2 separate regions of the Homo sapiens genome follow, and region 1 is linked to region 2. Evidence: read pairs that join two places in POLR2A ChIA-PET (ENCODE). Cell type or tissue: B cell. All regions are shown on one strand.

Region 1 (2,500 bases), 90 kb before region 2:
AACAATATAATTGCCAGAGATACAACAAAACCCACCTTATAGGGTTGTGGTGAAGATTATTCATTGTGTAAAGAATTTAACAAAGGTATGGCATACAGAAAACCCTTTGTATTAGCCATTATCATCATCATGGAATTAATACCCTATTTCACCAATTCTTTGGGTTTGAGATATGTTAATAGATGTAATATGCACCATTTACATCTTCACCAAGTTATAATTAATCAAACAAACTTTTAAGATTGTAAAGTTGGCCGGGCATGGTGGCTCACGCCTGTAATCCCAGCACTTTGGGAGGCCAAGGTGGGGAAATCACTTGATGCCAGGAGTTCAAGACCAACCTGGCCAACATGGTGAAACCCCAACTCTACTTAACACAAAACTAGCTGGGCATGGTGGTGCATGCCTGTAATCCCAGCTACTCAGGAGGCTGAGGCAGAAGAATTGCTTGAACCCAGAAGATGGAGGCTGCAGTGAGCCAAAATCTCACCACTATACTCCAGCCTGGGCAACAGAGGGAGACCATGTCTTAAAAAAAAAAAAAAAAAAAAAAAGATTGTAATGCTGTTAAAATATCCTAAGAATCAGGCTGGGTGCGGTAGCTCACACCTATAATCCCAGCACTTTTGGAGGCCAAGGCGGGTGAATCACTTGAGGTTAGGAGTTCGAGACCGGCCTGGCCAACACGGTGACACCCCATCTCTACTAAAAACACAAAAATTAGCTGGGCGCAGTGGCACGTGCTTGTAATCCCAACTACTAGGGAAGCTGAGGCAGGAGAATCACTTGAACACCAGAGACAAAGGTTGCAGTGAGACGAGGTCACGCCACTGCACTCTAGCCTAGGCAAAAGGAGCAAGACTCTGTCTCCAAAAAAAAAAAAAAAAAAAAAAAAAAAAAAAAAATATATATATATATATATATATATATATATATATAAAATAATTTATAACATTAAATGAATAAATGTATAATCGTGCCACTGCACTCTAGCCTGGGCAACAACACAAGGCTATGTCTCAAAAACAAAACAAAACAAAAACCCGGTTCTTCATTCAACATATGCTTAATGCCTCCAAATACTGACCTACTATTGTTTCTGTTATAGATTTGCTACTATATAGTATTCAAAAAAACCAAAAATCTATAAAAGGTATACTTTTCACATTTTAACCTTTCTGAAATTGGGCTGCTTCTCATGAATGACAGTGTCTTATTATCACTGTCAGGCGACAGTCATGATTTTAGCTGATACTTTCTAAGAAGGCCAAGGAAACAGTGGTTCTCCACAAAGGCTGCACAATTCGGATCAGTAGGGGAGCTTTTGGAACACAAGGCCCATGCTGGACTCAATCTCTGAGGCTGAGATCTGAATTTATTACTTTTTATTACTTTTTTTTTTTAAAGCTATTTAGCTCTGCACTGAGTCTGATACAGACTCAGCACTCATTAAATGTTATCTGATATTATTATCCTCACTCTCCCTTAGGAACTAATATCCAGAGGTACACTGAAGTATGTATCAGAGATGCCTAAAGGCTTGAGGCATCCCAAAACACACCATGCAGTTCCATTATGGCCTGGGAACTCTACATACCCAATCCAGAGTCCAGATTCTAAGCTCCATGAGGACAGGAACTGGGTCTATTTTGTGTACTGTTCTATCCTCAGGGTCTAACGCAGTGCCTGACACATTGTACATATATGAATCAAGGGCTGATGTTAGACCACTGCATTATGTGACCACAGAGCTGATGGCCTACAGTAGGGATGCTGGCACTCCCATCACAAGTGTCCCATTCTGTTGTGTCACTCACTCCATTAGCTGAGACTTCAGGAACCCCTCATAGCTCTCCTCACCTGGAGGCAGCCAGGATGAACAATCTCATTGCAGATACAGCATTCCATGAGTTTCTTCTCAAAGTCTTGTGTCTCTTCATTCTGATCCACCTCTCCACAGAGGGAACATGTGACTGAGTGAGGCAGTCTGGGCTACAAGAGGACAAAGATAGAATCCAAGAGAACTGACTCAGATCTTTATCATTTCAGTTTCCCTTAAACTGAAGATGGGAGATTTGGGTCCTATAATTCTCTACTAAACACCTGGAAGCATGGAGGCAGGGTGGAGAGAACGGAGGTTTTGGGTAGGAAAAATGACTGGGGAAGAGGAGGACTCAACCACCTGGGCACCAGAGACTAGTTTATTTTCAGTTGGCCTATACTTGGCCTCCCCGGTCCTTTCTAATCTACCTGAAGAGGGGAAAGAAAGCAATGATTTGCCCTTCAAATGCTAATCTCTTGTTTGAAAATTAGGTAAAGCCTAAAGATTAAATCGGATTTTTAGTACTAGATACCTTCTATCTAAACCTGGGGAAAAAAGGTACAAAATAAAGCCAAAAAGAGAGTATAAACCTTTTCTTTCCAACTCTGAAGTCTCTTTAACTCTACACTATATGTATTTCAGTTCCTTTGGCACTGCCACCCCTCCCCAAAATTCTTT
Region 2 (2,500 bases):
AAACTCATGTCCACACAAAAACCTACACATAAATATTCAGAGCGGCTTTATACATAATTGCCAAAACCTGGAAGCAATCAAGATGTCCTTCAATAGGTAAATGAATAAATGAACTATGAAACATCCATACAATGCAATATTCAACAATACAAAGAAATGAGATATGTAGCCACAAAGAGACATGGAGGAACCATAAATGCATACTGCTAACCAGTCTGAAAAAGCTGTATGATTCCAACTATACGACATTTTAGAAAGGGCAAAACTACAGACAGCAAAAAGATCCGTAGTTGCTGGTGTATGGGGGAGAGGAAAGGGGATGAATAAGTGGTGCACAGTAGATTTTTAAGGCAGTGAAACTATTCTATATGATACTGTAATGGTGGATAATTTGTCAAAACTCAGAACTGTACAACACAAACAGGGAAACCTAATTTAAACTATAAACATGAGGTTACAGTTATAGTTAAATAACAATGTATCTCTCTCTTTCTTTTGCGATGGGGTCTCACTATGTTGCCCAGGCTAGACTCCAATTCCTGAGCTCAAGTGAGCCCCACCTGGAGTAGCTGAGACTACAGGTACCCACACCCAGCTTATAATAATGAATCATTATTGGTTCATCAGTTGTAACAAATGTACAACACTAATGCAAGTTTTTTTTTTTTTTTTTTGGAGACGGAGTCTTGCTTTTGTCGCCCAGGCTGGAGTGCAGTGGCGCCATCTCAGCTCACTGCAAACCCCACCTCCCCAGTTCCAGCGATCCTTGTGCCTCAGCCTCCCGAGTAGCTGGGATTTCAGGCGCGTGCCACTGTGTCTGGCTAATTTTTGTATTTTTAGTAGAGACGGGGTTTCACCATGTTGGCCAGGCTGGTCTTGAACCCCTGACCTCAGGTGATCCGCCCCCCTCGGCCTCCCAAAGTGCTAGGATTACAAGCGTGAGCCACTGCACCCGGCCACAAGATGTTAATAAGAGAAACCAGGAATTTTTTTGCTTTTAAAAAATAAAGTTTACTACTTAAAAAGTCAATCACACACACTCACACACGAAAGACTATTCAAAATTTGCCAACTGTGTGGTGTTTTTTGTTTTTTTTTTTTTTGAGACGGGAGTCTTGCTCTGTCGCCCAGGCTGGATGGAGTGCAGTGGCGCGATTTTGGCTCACTGCCAGCTCCGCCTCCCGGGTTCATGCCATTCTCCTGCCTCAGCCTCCTGAGTAGCTGGGACTACAGGCACCCACCACCACACCCGGCTAATTTTTTGTATTTTTAGTAGAGACGGGGTTTCACCGTGTTAGCCAGGATGGTCTCTATCTCCTGACCTCGTGATCGGCCCTTCTCGGCCTCCCAAAGTGCTGGGATTACAGGCGTGAGCCACCGTGCCCAGCCAATTAGCCAGCTTTTAATGAAAGGGGCCAGAGGGTAAATATTTTAAATTTTGTGGGCCATACAGCCTCTACCACAACATGTTAAATGAATGAGCACGAGTTTATTTGTGGGCACTGAAGCTCCTATTTCATATTTTCTTTTTGAGAGAGTCTCACCCTGTCAGCAGGCTGGATGAAGTGCAGTGGCGCGATCTCGGCTCACTGCAACCTCCGACTCTCAGGTTCAAGCGATTCTCCTGACTCAGCCTCCTCAGTAGCTGGGATTACAGGCACATGCCACCATGCCCAGCTAATTTTTTTTTTTTTTTTTTTTTGAGATGGAGTCTCGCTCTGTTGCCCAGGCTGGAGTGCAGAGGCGCCATCTCGGCTCACTGCAAGCTCAGCCTCCCGGGTTCACGCCATTCTCCTGCCTCAGCCTCCTGAGTAGCTGGGACTACAGGCGCCTACCACCACGCCCGGCTAATTTTCTGTATTTTTCTAGTAGAGACGGGGTTTCACTGTGTTAGCCAGGATGGTCTCGATCTCCTGACCTCGTGATCCGCCCACCTCGCCTCCCAAAGTGCTGGGATTACAGCCGAGAGCCACCGCGCCTGGCCTAATTTTTGTATTTTTAGTAGAGACAGGGTTTCACCATGTTGGCCAGGATGGTCTTGATCTCCTGACCTCATGATCCACCTGCCTCAGCCTCCCAAAGTGTTGGGATTACAGGCGTGAGCCACTGCGCCCAGCCAATACTTTCATATGTTATAAAATATTATCCTCCTTGTGATTTTTTTTTTTTTTTGAGACGGAGTTTTGCTTTTGTTGCCCAAGCTGGAGTGCAATGGCATGATCTCAGCTCACCACAACCTCCACCTCCTGGGTTCAAGTGATTCTTCTGCCTCAGCCTCCCAAGTAGCTGAGATTACAGGCATGTGCCACCACGCACAGCTATTTTGTATTTTTAGTAGAGACGGGGTTTCTCCACATTGGTCAGGCTGGTCTCTAACTCCTGACTTCAGGTGATCCGTCTGCCCTCAGCCTCCCAAAGTGCTGGGATTACAGGCGTGAGCCCTGCGCCCCGCCCTTCCTGTGATTTTTTTTTTTTTTTTTTTTAGCCGTTTAAAAAATAA

Evidence for each region. ChIA-PET counts read pairs that join two places held together with the same protein. Peaks named below come from ENCODE experiments on the same cell type or tissue, not always from the same donor. Only the 100,000 strongest peaks of a DNase experiment are listed, where the experiment ranks them.
Region 1: POLR2A ChIA-PET joins it to region 2 with 10 read pairs; 9 of 35 experiments call an interaction of 5 or more read pairs at or near these places.

Annotation. Positions count from the first base shown.
Region 1 is chr11:67,245,477-67,247,976 of GRCh38, reverse strand. It overlaps KDM2A (lysine demethylase 2A), which reads right to left. Exons shown (of 21, transcript NM_012308.3): 15 at 1,861-1,992. Among named protein-coding and RNA genes, the nearest start is that of GRK2, 20 kb to the left of the region's middle. In B cell, no CTCF peak of the experiment used is centred here; no DNase peak of the experiment used is centred here; H3K27ac peaks cover 501 bases.
Region 2 is chr11:67,155,921-67,158,420 of GRCh38, reverse strand. The region is part of intron 2 of KDM2A (lysine demethylase 2A); the gene reads right to left. Among named protein-coding and RNA genes, the nearest start is that of KDM2A, 38 kb to the right of the region's middle. In B cell, no CTCF peak of the experiment used is centred here; no DNase peak of the experiment used is centred here.